Linked DNA regions of Homo sapiens: region 2 is linked to region 1. The links are chromatin loops, found by intact Hi-C in ENCODE. Cell type or tissue: PC-3. All regions are shown on one strand. Links, peaks and the distances in the headings refer to the core of each region. The heading gives the core; the rest is flanking DNA. Region 1 holds the start of SIX1 (SIX homeobox 1). Region 2 overlaps MNAT1 (MNAT1 component of CDK activating kinase).

Evidence for each region. A loop is a pair of places that touch in the nucleus more often than their neighbours do. Peaks named below come from ENCODE experiments on the same cell type or tissue, not always from the same donor. Only the 100,000 strongest peaks of a DNase experiment are listed, where the experiment ranks them.
Region 2: it touches region 1 in a loop (2.5-fold over the local background); 2 of 110 quality-filtered maps call a loop at or near these places.

Annotation. Positions count from the first base shown.
Region 1 is chr14:60,643,988-60,652,576 of GRCh38, forward strand. SIX1 (SIX homeobox 1) reads right to left here and starts at 5,490. Exons shown (of 2, transcript NM_005982.4): 1 at 4,643-5,490; 2 at 1-2,590. The coding sequence starts at 5,202. The coding sequence ends at 2,296. MIR9718 (microRNA 9718) reads left to right here and starts at 4,661; the gene lies at 4,661-4,724. RefSeq lists enhancers at 2,909-3,531, 3,532-4,153, 4,154-4,775, 4,776-5,396, 8,326-8,589 and 1 more and a silencer at 5,407-5,646. In PC-3, for the core only: a CTCF peak has its summit at 4,506; DNase peaks (open chromatin) are centred at 3,174, 3,494, 5,514 and 6,324; H3K4me3 peaks cover 5,182 bases; H3K27ac peaks cover 1,838 bases.
Region 2 is chr14:60,963,277-60,971,865 of GRCh38, forward strand. It overlaps MNAT1 (MNAT1 component of CDK activating kinase), which reads left to right. Exons shown (of 8, transcript NM_002431.4): 8 at 4,953-6,689. The coding sequence ends at 5,073. TRMT5 (tRNA methyltransferase 5) reads right to left here. Exons shown (of 5, transcript NM_020810.3): 5 at 8,165-8,589. Among named protein-coding and RNA genes, the nearest start is that of TRMT5, 14 kb to the right of the region's middle. In PC-3, for the core only: no CTCF peak of the experiment used is centred there; no DNase peak of the experiment used is centred there; H3K27ac peaks cover 467 bases.

The DNA of each region.
Region 1 (8,589 bases), core at 487-8,486:
CGCCCTGCGAGACACAACTTCCACGAGCCTAAAATTATCCCAGGCGGAGCTGGGAGAGTGGAGGGTAGTCACCGGAGTAGGAAGAGACGGCATGTAAGAAATTAAAGTAATTGGCCCTTCCTATTTTCCAGAGAGATTTCCGCAGCGTCCTTTGAAGCCTGTCAGGGTCATTGAAAGCTATCTTTGTGCAGGGTGTTTGTTTTGGGGAGTGAATGTGAAGAATGTGAGGAGATTCCCTGTGAGAGCCCCTCCTGCAGAGGGTGGCATTTCTCCGTGGCCCAAGACAGGGAGAATAAACACCCTAGTGACTTAAATAAACACCGACTTAATGATCCAAAACACTAACAAGGGAGATTGGGACCCTGAGCTCCCAAACCAAATGATGGTCTCTGAGTGGCTGTGTGCACATCTGTCCATCACTGAGGGGGAAAAACGACTTTATAAGTAAAAGTGTGTACAGTTAAGTACAGTGACCATTTCTCCCTGGAACTCAAAGCTATTTGACAGTTTTAAAAAATAAGGCCTTGATTTCCCCAAGCACACCTCAGTTTTCTAGACCAGAACAGAAATAGGAAAGAGTAAGAAAGAAATAATATATTAATGGTGACAATTATAGATGGGAAAAAATCAAAATTATGAAACTGTCATGTCAGAAAATAAATAGATTCTCCCTGGGGAACAATATTTTACAAAGCACAAGCAAGCCAATCCTGTTATCCTGAGTAGAATTTTAATAAATAATGCCATTTGTTTCACTAATTTTAAAAGCTAAATACAGAAGATACATCATTTTGCCCCAGGCAAAAATAATATGGAGCCTACATGATTACTGGGATTTTTCTAGACACCATCCGGCAGCACTGCAAAAGAGCTCCTGTCCTGCTGGTCTGCTTTCTATTTGTACAAATTAATTCACAATGTTTCTATCCTTGTTCTCCTTCCCTTTTTTGTCTTCAAGCAGATAAATTATTTTTACTTTCACAGTCTTGTCATAAACTTGTTAACACAAAAGAGCTTAGTTAACATATGAATGCTGTGAAGAGATAGTGGTAAACAAAATTGCATATCTAAATAATAGAAGTTAATAAATACCCCAAGGCTAAATTCACTCTTTCTGTCATATAATTAATCTAGTTACTACTCTTGGTTCAGATGATGGCCTTCAAAGTACCCTGCAATTCACAGCCACCATTAAGTAAGAAAGAAAAATATATTTAAAAAAAAAAATAGGGCCCAATGACAGCAATACACCACTCACCTTTCAGAAACAGAATCATACTCCTGGTGTTCTACTAAGTTTTAATTTAGACTGCTTTAGGTACAATAGAAAAGAAACCTGAAAACACATGCTGTTTTAGTAACAAATACCAGGTTGCCAGATTCGTTGGCATACCTTTGCAAACTAGAAACTAGAAACAGGAGAAACCCTTTACAGGAGTAGGCTACAGATATGAAAGCTTTGAGGGCATGAGTAATGGCATTCAGGAAAGTGTTTTTTCACATTGGTACATTTTTAGAGTTTGTCATTTAAAAAAAAAAAACCCAAGAAAACAAACAACAACCAAAAAATCCCACTAAATTTGACAAAAATAGTTGCATTACTAATGGTCACGTCTATTTCTGTCTCACATAGAGAGCATTAAGACATTTAGGCACTTGTTTTTTCCTCCTAATACTGGTCTTTTATTTTAATCTACATTAAATTGTTTAACACTAAATATGAAAAATGTAAACTTAATTTTTCCTCATCAAAGAAAGTTATAGATTGTATTTTTCCTGTTCACCTTAAGAATGTAATCAGTTCTTCTGAGCCTGGAGGCTCTTATTTTCACTATTTTTATCTCCCTTTCTCTTTCTCTTTCCATTTCCTTTCCCTCTTCACATTTCTCCATATATAAATTAAAAGGAAATAATGAAAATCCAGTTGATTTGCAATTCCCATTCATTGAAAAAAAAGAAAGGCTGCTGAAACAGGCGTATCAGTTGCCCAGAACTCAGACTGGGTGCCTGGGTGCTTTTGTTTGTTTGGGTTTTTTTTTTTTTTTTTCCCTGATCTCTGCATTGGGAAGGAAAATGCAAAAGTGGAAAGAGTTGGAGAGAAGAGGAGATTAAGCTTGAGATCGCTGTTGGTTTTGATTTTTAAAAAGATATTTGTGAAAGTCCACCATTCCTTTATGCGCAAACAACTCCAGAAACAAGCTGCAAAAATGTTCCTGATTTCTATTTACAAGTGTCCCTAGTCGCTGCAGTGGTTGCTGCTCCAGGAATCCCTTCGAGGCCCCAGTCCCTCCCCACTTAGGACCCCAAGTCCACCAGACTGGAGGTGAGGGGGCCGAGCAGAGAGTCTTGGAGCTGATGCTGGTGGGTCTGCAGGCCGTGACTGGGCTGCGAGGCTGTTAAGCCCGGGAGAGAATAGTTTGAGCTCCTGGCGTGGCCCATATTGCCCTGCAGCAGAAGGACCGAGTTCTGGTCTGGACTTTGGGGAGGTGAGAATTCCTCTTCTGAGCTGGACATGAGCGGCTTGCCCCCTTCCAGAGGAGAGAGTTGGTTCTGCTTGTTGGAGGAGGAGTTATTGTTTTCGGTGTTCTCCCTAAGAAATAGAGGACAACACCATATGGTTAAAAAAAAAAAAAAAAAAAAAAAGTAGGTTAAAAAAAAAGTGTGAGATGGAGGGAGGGGAGCTGGAAGGAGGAAAGGGCCATTGTGCAATCTGTCACCAACCCAAATGGAGGAGCTCTACCCTTCCACCCATCCCCAAGGGTAATGGGGGAGGTGAGGAGTCAGAGGAACCTGGAGAAATGGAGAGCTACGGACAGAGCCTCCTGTTAGGAGCCAGGTCCTTTTCTCTTCCAGATTTCAGAAAGTGATAGATTAGCAGGATTTATTTGAAACATACAAAATATATGTTTTAAATTTTGTTCAAGCAGTTACATTTAAATACATATAAACTAGCAACATATTTAAATGTAACTGAAAATCTTTCAATAAATAGATATTGGTGATAAAGAAATGATAGAGGACAGAGTCCAATGCACAAATGTTTGGGGTGAATCAAGTCCATTGCCTTGTTCGCATATGAGGAGACAATTAAACATCCCGTTTTCCTGCCCCAGCCCAGAGTTGGTGGTTTTGCAGACACAGAACAGGTCATGGGAAGTGGTGCCCAGCGCGGCCCAGTGACCTGAGTAAACACAGGGAGCGCAGCCAGTCTCTGATTTCATCTGGAGTCGGCCCTCGGGCCTGGCTTATAGGACGGCCGTTTTGTAACTAAAGGCTAACTGCAACCATACAATCCCTGTTCCTGTGTTACTTGCTAACTCTTCAGCCCCTCGTGTCCCCCTCTCAAACTTCCTACCAACACCCACCCCAACCCATCCTTTCTGGGCAGGGGAAACTTCGCCGCCCCGCACAGGCTGCCAGCGGGCGCGGCGCGCTGGGGCGTCAGTCCGGGCACTCGGTACCGGTTAACTTCAGGATTTCGCTTCCCTCGCCGCTTCCGCCTTCCGAGTGCTCGTCAGTCCTCCCGACTCCTAGCGCCTGTCTGTCTCCTTTCTTTCCCCTTATCCTCACAGTCTCTGTCTCCCGACAAGCCCATTTCAGCAGAATTTATCCTGGCTCTGGTTTTCCACCAAGACAAGAAAGGGAGCAAGATCTTCGGCCCCTAGTCTTGGAAGCGAACAAAGGAAAACCTAACCGGCCCCTGCGCTCAGGTTTTCCCCCAAACTCTTTGGCTTCGCGGAGCGCTCTCCCCGCCACAGCCACCTCCCCACCGTCCTTCTGAATCTCTGTCCGAAACGCTATAGAGAACAGAAGGAGCCTGCCCAGGTGGCCGAAGGTGTTGCCCCGAGGTGGGGGAAAGTAGAGACCAATTTTTAAAATATTGCCTTGTGAGCTCCAGTGCGAGAGAGGGCTGCGACTGGAGACCCTTTCCTCGTCTGGGCATGCGGCGCGGTCAGCCAGACCGACGGGCTGCAGTGCCGGGCCACGCGCGAGCGAGCACGGCGAGGATCAACCCTTTCTTAATTTGGGGCGCCGGGGAGTAAATGCAGCGCCAACTCTCCCCAAAGCTCTCTTTTTGTTGTATCTTTAAAAGTCTCCTCCATTTGTCCAGCTAGTGAGAAATGAAGCAGGCTACCTCTAAACCAAAAGACTATCAAGAGAGAGCTGTGGAGAACCAGGCGGGAGTGGGGGCAGAGCCAATGTCTCAGGCCAGCTTCACCCCTCTGGGGAGCAAGAGGAGAGAGGTTCGCGAACCTCAGCTCCCACCAAACCCCTTTCCTTGCGACACCAATCAACATTTCACTGCCCGTTGATTTAGAAACTCACTCTCCACCCACCACTCATAGCCGCGGCCAGCCAGGGAGGCATAAAGACCAAATCTAGCGCCAATATTTCCCGACACTCACATCCCAGAGAAACCCACGCGCGGGTGCTCAAAGCAAATGAGGCCCCATCCTTAGCAAGGAACCTCAGAGTTCATGAACTTTCGCTGCAGCGCCGCGGAGGGCCTGCGCGCCGCCCCGTGGACGGGCTCCGGCCGGCGGGGAGGACTTGGTGGCTGGTGCCTGCGGGGGCGGGAGGGGGCGGAGGAGAAAGGACGGCTTCCTAGGGTCGCCCGAGTCGCGGGAAGCACGCCGCGTACCTTTCCTTGGCCTCCGCGGCCCGGTCTCTTTGCCTCCGGTTCTTAAACCAGTTGCTGACCTGGGTGGTGGTGAGGCCGGTGGCCTCGGCCAGCTCCCGCTTCTCACGCGGCGATGGGTAGGGATTGTGCGCGTACCACTCCCGCAGGACACCCCTCGACTTCTCCTTGAAGCAGTAGCTGGTCTCCTCGCCGTCCCAGATGGTGCGCGGCAGTGGAAATTTTCGGCGCACCCGATATTTGCCCACGGCGCCCAGGGGTCGGCCGCGCAGCTTCTCGGCCTCCACGTAATGCGCCTTCAGCCACAGTTGCTGCAGTTTGGGGTGGTTGTGAGGCGAGAACTGGTGGCTCTCCAGGATCTTGTAGAGCTCACGGAAGTTGCCGCGGTGGAAGGCGACCACCGCCTTGGCCTTGAGTACGCTCTCGTTCTTGTGCAGGTGGTCGCAGGCGGGCAGTGACCACAGGAACCTGCCCAGGCGCTCCAGGTTTCCGCCTTGCTGCAGAACCTCGCACACGCACGCCACTTGCTCCTGCGTAAAGCCAAACGACGGCAGCATCGACATGGCTGGGGCCTGCCGGGGCGCACGGCCCAGGCGCACGCGGCAGGGAGCAGAGCCGAGAGGCAGGGGGCGGCGGCCGCAGGGAGGGGGGCGCGGCTGTTCCTAACCTCCTCCTTAGGCTTTGCAAAGGCGAAAACCGGAGTCGGAACTTGGCGGTGGGCGGCCAAGGAAGAGAAGGCGGAGGAGTAGGGGAGGTTCTGGACACGGAACGGCCGGCGCACTCAGTAGCCTTTAAGGCCTTGCTGCCTCCGACCTCCCGCCCGGTGGATGCTGCTAGTTGCCGGGGAACTTGGTTTCTGTTCTCCCCGCAGCGGCCTTAAAGCGCGCAGCGTCCCCGGCACGCTGATTGGCTGCCGGCGGCGCCTATCCGGGGCTGGCCAGCCAGCGCGCCGCCCGGCTGGGCAGAGAGGCCGCACCGCCCAGAGCGGGGAGGGCGAGGCTGCGGAGCTGGGGGTTGGGGGTGTTGCCGGGGCTGCGCGGGTAGGGAGTGGTGGGAGGAGAAGGAAGAGGAAAGGTGGGAAGCCAGTTGGGGTCTGAGGGAGCTGCGCTGCGGAGGTGTGGGGAGGTAGGGAGTGGGTGAGCGCGTCAGGACCCTGCAACGCGGGACCCGTCGCCAGTATCACCTAAGGGGAGTCGCGCACAACTCCGCACAAATCAATGACTCCAAACCTTAATTCCTCCCCTCTCCCTCCGTACTCTTGTCCTCATCCCTTGCAGACTTGCCCTCTCCCGGTGAGCTCATATTTAATTACTTTAATGTTGGAATGAATAAATAATGGATTGATGAATAGCTTATGGAACGCGATAAATAATTCAAGAGCAGACCAGGGTCCGCGCATGCAGCCTCTGGAAGAGTGGCTTCGGGTTGGCTTCAGCTCGAGGAGTCCAACCCTATTTCCTCCTCCCTCCCCCCACCAACTACCACTGTCCTCCCCCCACTGCTGCACACCACCCTCCAAAGGGCACAAGTACTCCCAGTCGGACAGCGTTTCCCTCGTTCACAAAAGACCTCCATGATTTGAGACCAGGCAGAGAGCTGTTTAGAGCATACTTGCTGAGCACCTAGAGACTCCGAGCGTTCATTTGTGATTTGGTATCTTAATGTTCTGCGATTGAAACCAGCAGGTTCCTGAAGCTTCTGGACTCAATTTCCCCATCTGTGCGGTTGTGTTTTGCAGTGCCACCTCTGCTACTGAGGAATGCCGAGAGGCTTTACTTGCTATTAGCAAAAATGCTTTGGGAACCTCGTACGAAAGGCGCTGGATGTGGTGTAAATTAAATAAAACTGTGCCCGGCTCCAATAACCGTCCGGTTGTAATATAATCCTTACCCTGCTCTGAGAGGGACACTGCCCTCAAAGCGAGAACGACAGCGGCTCCAAGAAGATTAAATAAAGAGGTGTGTGTGTGTGTGTGTGTGTGTGTATGTGTGTGTGTGTGTGTGTTGCAATGCTGGCCTATTTTGCTGCCAGGGAATGAGAGATGCACTGCAATTTAAGTCCCATCATCTGCTGTTTTGTTTATGTGTGGAGAATGCTTAGTAAAACTGCACAAACAAGTGAAGTTGTAATTATCTTAAGCCTCATTTGCACACCTAGTTCCAAAGCAATAATTAAAAGGATTTTGAAAACAATTAGCCTCTCTAAACAAAGATAATCTATTGTCAGTAGCTGAGACTAGCAGGAGATAAGAACAATGCGTGGAGATAAGGGAAGCCAAATGGTGGAAGGAGAGTGACTTTATGACTATACTTATCTCTGATTAGATAAGTTCAAAACAGAATTCTAAGTACACTTCAAAAATGCTTTTGATTTCAATGTGCCCTCTTAGTGAGTGGTGAAGAACAAACTGTAGGCTCCTTAAACTGGCTTGTCTTCTTCAAATATGTTTTGATTCCTTTAGCCAAAGAGCCCAGCACTACAGAACCTTTTGCATATTGAGATGCAAGTGGGAGAAGGAGAAGCATGTCTTGGTTTCCTCTTTTATTATTAATATGGTTTTAAAATGATGCACCCAGTACAGTGCACCCTGCAACATACATTCTAAACTCATAAAGGGTTCCCACCTCAGGGCTGCCACATGGGAGATTCCAAGTAGACAGGAAGCTGCTTCTCTGCTGAACATAATGTTTTCTGCATCCTTGAAACTCTTGCTTATTCCATGCAATTAGATCTTGGAAGCAGATGCTGATATTTCATTACCTTAGGCTTTTTTTTTAAAAAAATGCATTTAATAGGTGTGCATGCTTTCAAAAGAGCCTCTGCCATATAGTATGCCCAATGACTTTCTAAACTGGAAGCCTGGCACTGCTAAACCCAGAGCCATGTCTGGTAATTTCCCCTCACTGTCTTATTTTAGTGCTTATGATGTTTCACATGAAGTCTTAAGGAGCTGCAGTGCCCTCCCAGAAGGAATGCCTCTGCTTGAAACAGTCCTTATTGACATGGCAGCTGTGTGAGGACCGGAACGGAGGCTTAAACCCGGCTCTAAAAATCAGTTAATACCCTAAAGTCTGGAGCAAGTGCGCACAATTACAATGGGGGGAGGGTCTTTAAGCACAACCACGTCTCTTAAAAGACAAACAGTATGTTGAGTATGGGGTGTGCTTTGTAATTAACAATTTTGTATAAGGAAATGAGGCATAGCCTGCACAAATAAGGGCAGGTATAAATTTACAGAGGATGACAGCAGAGATGGCAATTAGACACAAATAGGACCACCTTTTTTTCCCGGCTTCCTCCAGACCTACCTGCCCATTTCTTTTTATCTGTCTTCAAAAGGAACCAGGACGTACTACATTGCCGTCATCTGGGAAGACGACGTGTAGAAGGTGTGATTGCGGGAACCCGGGCAGAAAAGAGGTGCTCTTCCTCGGAGGCCGTGACTGGGCCGGCCAACATTTTTCCTCCCGCTTAATCCAATAGATCGCGTAACTGGAAAGGGAAAGTGCTATGCGCTTTATACCAAGGAGTCTACCTGCTATTTCGATCCCTCGGTTAGGGGAACCAATTGTTATAAATGTTAATTATTGGCTCGGATATATAAGGTTTCCCAAAATGGAACCTTTCACTGAAAACCGCTGAAAGAGGTAAAATGACATGAATTTACAAACCACCTAAACTAAATGATCCATTTTAAATCGCACACAGAAAGGTTTGAGTTGTTCTCGTAACATAAAACCTTTGCTGTCAATGCAAATCGCACGAAAAGCAGAGATGCGTTGGAGATTTAAAGGAAATGAGCAACTCTAGCCAGCCGGCTGCTGCCCTCGCTGCAGCGCGGCTCGGGAGGGAACACCGCTGGCAAGGAGCGCCCGATGCCAGGTTTCGGCTCTCCAGTGCCTCCTCTGTGCAGGTAACGGCCGCGTGCGCTTTAGTCGATGAAAAAGCAT
Region 2 (8,589 bases), core at 104-8,103, 320 kb after region 1:
GCCGGCCATGTATTTTTATAACCAAGCTGCCCTCAGAATTATGAATAGTATTTCTGACATGTAGTGTCTTTTCTCATTTATCTTAGAATATATGGTTACCACTCTATAAACAGTTTGTCTATTATTCTGGTACTGTGCTTAGTTTAAGACACCTAACCATTAACTAGTTTTCAGAATGGTTTTGCTTTTTAGTGATAGTTGTGTGAGCGCACTGTTGCTCTGGTTGTTTTTAAATCTCACTGAGGTAGGCTTCAGGTTGTTAATGTAAATCTTTATAGCTTTGGCTGAACTTCCTACAAGAGCTGTGGGTCTTGATAGCTGAGATCAGCTGGCTGATCTCTCTTAATGGCAGTTAGATTTGAATTTTGTGGGCTAGGACACAGATCTGTTTGGAAATGGTCTGTTTAATGCATGATGGCTTTAAATGAAGACTAAAAAAACGGGCCACCTTGTAAAAAGAAAGTCTTAGTCTCTAGAGTTCACTACCTTTCTTAGTTTGAACCAATCCAAGTTTTTAACTCTCCATAGGGCCCGGTAATTTGAGGTGGAGGAAACTAATATGAACTTTACATTTCATTTCAATATTAATTCCAAGCCAGTGTGCTTTAAGGATTGTCACAAACATATTATGACTGGACAGGAAGAGTGCTTGCCTCTTGGTCTTGAGTGACAAGCCCTGCCCTCTGCCCCTAGCTGAGAACTCAAAGCATTGTTAAGTAGCACTAAAACGAGCTGAGTCCAAGACTTCAGCCAGATGGTCAATATAGTGCTTTTAAAGGAAGGGAAATAGGAAAAGAGTAATCTCAGAAGCACTCCTATGTTAAAGAACTAAGAAACTGAAGTCTTTCTGAAGCTAAGTGTAAATTATTCCACTTTCTTTGGGAGCAAAAGCTGCAAAATATAACACAAGAAAATGACAGTGTAGGAAACCAAAGTTCAGGAACAAACCTTCAAGTGTGGTTTTCTAATGCTTAATCGTATCTTACGCCCTTCTCAGGATCCATTGCTCCTTTTCCCTCCCTCTTCTCCAAGGTCTGTTTGAAAGGGATTTTGATGGGATAGGAAGGCAGCTTTAGACAGAGCATAAATTAGGGCATAAGATGTCCTTTGTACAAGAATTATCTTAGACATGCTTTCAAAAACATACTTTTTTTGACCTTATTAAGAAAATAATCAAAGGTATGATTTTTTAAGTCTTTGAGTTTAGTCTGCTTTCAGTAAAAATAAGGTATAGGTACCAAAATAAGCAAACCTCGTTTTTACTTTCCTGGTTTCTGCTTATACGATTTACACATATTTAAAATAAACCCATGAAAAACAGGAATAGTGTCATGGGATTGGCTAAATAGTCAGAGCAATTACCTCCAGGCTCCCAAACCCAACTGAGCTTGACTTTTGGAAGTAAATTTGGCTAAGACTTCTTCCTCATTCTGTTTTATAAAGGTATACATGAAATGATACTGACTTCTGCCAGAAACCCCAGGAATCCTGTTCAGTGATGTACTTGTAATGGTCATGAAAGAATAAAAACACAGATGTGGATTAAGGTAGAAAAGTACAGAAAACACTAAATTTTCATTGTGCTGTTTCAATGTGGCAGATTCTTTAAAATACTTCGACATGCTACAATAATTAAAGGTTTTAAGAACATTAAGATACTTAAAAAATAAAAGCCCACAATTGAATAACAAAAATGAACTTTGTTTTATTTTTTATTGGCATTAATGTAGGTTGCCGTGGTGAAAATAGTTTGAAATACTTCACAGTAACAGTTTTGTGCAGCCCTAGAGATCAAAAACAGCAAAGTAAATAAGCAGGACTCTCAACGACTCATACTCACAGACATGTTTAATGTAAATGATTGCTAGAAGGGAAGGGCATTTTCTTCAGTGCTATGCAAAGAAATTTTAATTGACTTGGTTTTGGCAGTGAGAATTGTACAACTTAGCATTAATAAGTCAAATTTAAAAATTTGCTCATTACTCTGGATTATGACTATGTTCAAGAAATACTATTTTCAAGCACTAATCATTTAGATAAAACTTTTTTTACACATTTATGGCATCAAGGAGTATGACTGTTTATAACATTTTACCTATAAAGCTGAACTGTTTTATATACTCTTTATGGAAACATGGCCATAAATTAAAAGATGCAACTGTTTTGAATATTTTACTGGTGGTCCTCTGTTTTCCTGCCAGCAGTGCAGCTGTTTCAGGTTTCTCAGGATAACATATAAAAAGCTGTATGCACACTGCAAGTTTATGCTCAAATTGCCAAGCCAGATATGGTATGACTCAACTTTCCCAGAAGCAAGCTGTACCAAAATGTGATGAATCAAAACAGTTAGTTGCACAGTGGTTTGTATTACAGCTATGAAAACCAATTCTCATTTATGATGTTTGGCTTTTCAAGGTTGACAAACATTCTACTGTGGTGCTTGAATTTTACCATAAGTGAACATCTATTGAAGCTAAGACTATGCTTTTCTTTTGAGGATCTGAGGAAAGGAAAGGGTGATACATTATCATCTGGTGTGCGGATAAAAATTAGCTGGAAACTTGTATCAGGAATGGAACATTTCATTTCCAAGTTACCTATAAAAATATTACTCACTTATTATTTGTATGATAGTTATTGAATTCCCTGTGAAGCCAGGTTAATTTTTAGACCTTTCTGAGGTAACTTAACATTTACTTCATTTCTCATGCATCAGAATCTTAACAGTTGATACTTTATTGTGTCTTGGAAAGTAATAAGCAGATAACTTTATGGCCATGGGGTAGGTGTGGTGAATCCCTATTTCAATCCTATGCGACCTAAGGTTCTATCAAGAGTTTAACAACGACTATTTTTCTTTTTTTTTTTTAAACAGGGTCTCACTCTGTTGCCCAGGCTGGAGTGCAGTGGTGCGATCTCCGCTCACTGCAACCTCTGCCTCATGGACTGAAGTGATTCTCTTGCCTCCCAAGTAGCTGGATTACAGGCACCTGCCACTGTGCCTGGCTACTTTTTCTATTTTTAGTAGAGACGGGGTTTCACCATGTTGGCCAGGCTGGTCTGAAACTCCTGTCCTCAGGTGATCCACCTGCCTCGGCTTCCCAGAGTGCTGGGCTCACAGGTGTGCGCCACCACACCCAGACAACAATGACTAATTAATAATAGTAGTCTCTAAAGTGGGATGTGTCCCATGAGGATATGTAAGATACAGTATATGGAGAAAATATTAAAACATTCATTCATTAATTTATTTAGAGATGGAGTCTCGCTGTGTCACCCAGGCTGGAGTGCAGTGGCGAAATCTCGGCTCACTGCAACCTCCACCTCCTGGGTTCAAGTGATTCTCCTGCCTCATCCTCCTGGGTAGCTGGGATTACAGGCATGTGCCACCACGCCCAGCCAAGTTTTTGTATTTTTAGTAGAGATGGGGTTTTGCCATATTGGCCAGGCTGGTCTTGAACTTCTGACTTCAGATGATCCGCCCACCTTGGCCTTCCAAAGTGCTGGGTTACAGGTGTGAGCCACTGTACCCAGCCAGAACTTTTATTTAAATATTTTTATTTCATCCTTTTTCTATTTATATTTTTATATTACACTGACTATATTAGTATCTTATGTATATAATTATATATAGTAACATATAGTACATTAGTATTCTACATAAAACATATCTGAGATATGTTTTATGGCTATAAAATACTATCAAAAATGTTTTTGTTTTTGTTCAATAAATATTCTCTTCTTCCTTCCGCTTTCCCCTTTCGCCCTTGGCAGAGAAGCAAATAATTGAGTTAAAACCTTGATTTGTGGCAATGTGAATAAATTATAGCTAATTCCAGGAACTTAGCTGCATCCTACCTTGACCCATTTTTTCTACTGGACTCTTATATTGCTCTATATGTTTTAGCTACACAGGTTTATTAAACATGGATACAGATGAAAAACAGACTTGTTATGTTAGAAGTTATAAGTTGCTCATGCATTAAGATTTTGACACACAGGAAGTTTGAATGAATGAGTGAAAAAGGTTCCAAGTTATTAAAATGTTCTGGTACCTGATTTATTCATTTGCCATACCAGTAATTCTAAGGTGGGTGAAGCTCCTTTACTTCCTGAAGAAACAAGTTAGTTTCTTAAACTAAGCATTAAAAGAAAGCTGGAATTATTTGTTTCCAGAAGTGTTAGTAGTCATGCTAAGTTGCCCTTCTTTGGCTAGATTGTCCAATGTTTTTTAGGCCTGTTTTGTCTATTTTTGTCAAGATATAAATGTTTAATTGCTTTAAAAAAACTGTGTGGTTGCAGAAAAAAATTGTACTGTTATATTGTTGAGATCAATGAGACTTTTCTGTATTTACTTTTTCAGACATTATTTTGAACTCAGGCTCAGTCTCAGAGATTTCTTCAACATGTAATTTTCTAATGTTTCCTTTCCTGCAAGGAATGAGACAATATATTCTTGGAATATTAAAGTACTTTTGAAGTAACTCATACGTTTTCTCCCCTCTTCCATTTGTTTAGCTATTGAGGGTTTGCTTTAAAACAAATTTATGTAGAAATATCAGTACTATAATAGTATTGTGATACTGTGTATTTCTTAAGCATATGCCAGGAAGGAGAGCATTAGTTAGGTGTCCAAAAAACAGCCAACAAAACAAATCAGCTCTGAAAATCGTGAAGCAGTGAATATTTTAGAATTATTTTTGAAACCTCTTTCAGAACTGTTTTTAGACCCCGTGGTAATTTGCTATGTAATTTAATACTAGTTTAGGCACTCCATGTACAGTTGGTATGTTTCCTTTTGAAAGATAATAATCTATTTATAATAAAAGTCTGAATATTTCAATCTCGGAATTCCTCTTTAAAACTTGAATCAGTTTTACTATTGCTTTTTAAAATGTTACCTATTTATATTTGCTTTGTATATCAATGCTACACTTCTTGTTTTGTTTTAGGTATTTAAACCATGTCAGAGCTGCCTCACCACAGGACCTTGCTGGAGGCTATACTTCTTCTCTTGCTTGTCACAGAGCACTACAGGATGCATTCAGTGGGCTTTTCTGGCAGCCCAGTTAACCATTTATAAGATTTGGACCTTGGAGCTGAACCAGGGAGCTAGCAAAAGTAAAGCAGACTTATAAAATTATAGCTATGTGCAGCTGCACAACACAGTCCTTCCACTAGCAGCTGTGTTAAAGTATTTATAAGGAGAAAATTTCAGAACTAAGTTGAGTAATATAGGGGATATATATTTGTGAAAAATAATTTTTACTTATATTTTTCAGAGGATTTGACACGATAAGCCTCATCTGATGGAAGAGAGGAATAAATAATTCACCTATATGTGTTTGAGGTTGTGACAGACTTATAAAATCTTTTTAAAAAATAAAGCTATAATTTATATTAAGTTCTGTGGTTTTTCTCTTATTACAGTGTTTTACTTGAACACATTTTAAATACCATTTTGATTACAACATTTACTGTTAATATCCAAGTCTATTATTTCTTCTCATAAAATGTTCCCCTTTTTCCTAATGTCTTGTTAATACTAGTCCAGACAAGTGGATATATTTCCTTTGACCAAGTTATGGCAAGAAAAACCTGACCCATGATAATGTCATTCCCTCAATACTAAGGACTCAATGCCTGTTTTAAGCAGTGGAAAATGAGGCAAACCTTGATCAAGGTGTTATAGTTCCCAGCTGTGAGCCACACTCAGGATAAAACAAAACCCAGCATTAACCTGCTTTAGTGACACATTCAAAGAAGTTAATAAAATTTAATACTTAAATGATACCTTTCACCTCCAATGTAAGCTCATTTTATGATGAATCCTTTGGAGACTGGAGAAGGTACATTTTAAGTACAGTTCCCTATGTATAAATTGTATACTGATACAGTTTTTTTGTTGAAACTTCAAAGGCTTTTATTACCAGGGTTTTGCTTAAAGAGTTTAGATATGAATAGGATGATATTGCAGCATCTCAACCTTGTATGAGTCTGTTACATAGAGCATTGGATATGGGATATAGTTTCTTAAGGAAATTAAGGGATTTCCTATCAAATCTCTATTACAACAGATGTTAGTTTTATGGGTAGAAACTTAGGTGAAACAAGACTTGTGGTTACATTAGGATGGACTATCCATCTGTAACAACTCCATCTTATTTTACTAAGCAGTTATTAATTAATTTTAGCAATACATCTTCATCTTTATTGTACTTCTATCTTTGTTAAATGAGAAAACCAAGGCATCAAATAATTGAGTAGACAAAGATCATATTCACAAGTTAGTAAAAAGCCAGAATTAGAATGCAGGTTTTTTTTTTCAAAGTCCAGTTCCATCTACATTCTACCAGACTGCATATCCTATTCCTGTATCTATTAGGTATTCCCGAACTGAGGATTAGTGTTTTTAAGTACAGTCTATAAATCTGTTCAAAGAATAGTTAGAACATTGAATGTAGAGTTAAGGCTTTGCAGCAGCCAATTGCAAAAATAAGGAATCCAGTCTTTTGAAAAGAAACACTACTGCTTGTTCTCATACCTTTTATAAATGTATTTTAAAAAGAATGAACTAATTAATAAAACATATCAAAGGCTTTTAAGGCTTGTTTTGAGCCTGCCTTATTGTGGAAATTGCATGCACCTGGTTTGGCAAATAAATTCCAAAACCTTTATACATTTGTAAATATTTTGTAGTTGCTATTGCTGTACTTTGTTCAATAGGCCAAATTTAGAAGTTAACTGACCTTATTTGATCAAAGGGAATGGTGAAAAATAACTTAGTGACAATTCACTGAGGTTTAGTGAATTCACTGAATTTACCAAACAACAGAAATATTCTAAATTGATGTGCTTATCCCCTACCATCCAAGTGATTTACTCTTAGAGACAAAGGCTGTACATATCTTTCATCTACATGAGTTAAGTCTTCAAGTATTTTATGAGTACAGAAGTAATAATTAACAACTACTGTATTACCTGTGTCCCAGGCACTGCTTCATGCTTTGTGTATTACGTAATCCTCAAAACAGTTCTACTAGTATTTTCCCCATTTTAACAGATGAGGAAGCTGAGACAGTGGTTAGGTAAGTTGCCAACAGTCATATAACTTAAAAATAGCAGAGCTGGGATTTGAACTCAGGCAGCCAGACTCCAGAAGCCATGCTCTAGAGATGACTGTCAAACAACTGCTGTGCTAAAACTAGTCCTGGTAGTCGAACTTCATAAGACTTCCAGGAGGTTCTACAGATCAAGTATCTAGATCTTTTATGAGATATAAATGACATCAACTAAATGATCTTGTTGATGTCCTAAGAGAAGTTCTGAGAAATTCATGATGTAGAAAATGATTTTACTAATAACTATACTCCCTCTTAAGCAGATATTAATGGTACAGAATACATTTACATCATAGTTAGTATACATGATTACTTAGTATTCCTTAATTTGATTCAATGAATATTTCAACTATGCTTCTCTTAGAAGTTGTCTTTAGGCTCTCAACAGGTTGTCAGATAATTATTTTAAAATCCAATTAAGGTGGTAGAAAACCTGTCAAAAAGTTAACAAAATTAAAAATTGTATCTAATGAGCTTTCCAGCTTTCTAGCTGTCATTTTCTAGTAGATTCATCAGGAATTCATTTACTAGGTATCACATCTGAAAGTTTAGGGTGGACCTAGATTTAAATAATGAATAATCACTTATCCACTCTGAAAGGGGGAAGTTAAAACGTTAATAGATACATCTAGTTCTGTTTTCTTTACAATTACATATTGCATATTTTGTCCAGAGTAACTAAATGGAGACAAGAGTCTTACCACTTTACATGTATAAATAAGAACATCATTTGTACACATACTTTATAACCTAGGACATCAGTGTACAATACTTGGGCTGTTTCAAAACAATTTGAATTAAGTAAGAATGAGTGTTCCAGTTCATTACATCCCTATACTGCTTATCATTTATTGCCTTCATTTGTTTACATGACCTGCCAGACTTCTGAAGGCATTTGAATTTGTAATTAATGATCTAGATTAGGGTTCTTAAACATTTTCTGTAGGGCCAGATAGTAAATATTTTAGGCTTTGCAGGGTAACAAGCAAAATCGTGGATATTATGTAGGTACTTACAGAACAAGCTAAAACAAATTGCCACACTTTTTTTTTTCTTTCAAACTGTATCCAGCTTTATTAAAGATACTTTCCATAAACAATCATGGTATTTCAGGCAGGACATGGGCAGACAGTCATTAACAGTATACAACTTTCAAACTCTCTTCTTCAATGGACTACCAAAAATCAGCCGCTATAAAACCCAATGAAGTCCTCATCTGATGCTCTGAACAGGGAAAGTTTAGAGGGTTAACATTTCACATTTAGCATGTTGTTTAACAACTTTTCACAAGCCAACCCTGACTTTCAGGAAGTGAAATGAAAATGGCAGAATTTATCCGAAGATCCATAATCTAGAAATGGAACCACTGCTCTTTTGACAGGTGCCATCTCAGTGGCATCACTGGAAAGTCCAGATTGCCAGACACACTGGTAACCAATGACCGGGGGTCAGGTCCCAACAGATGTCT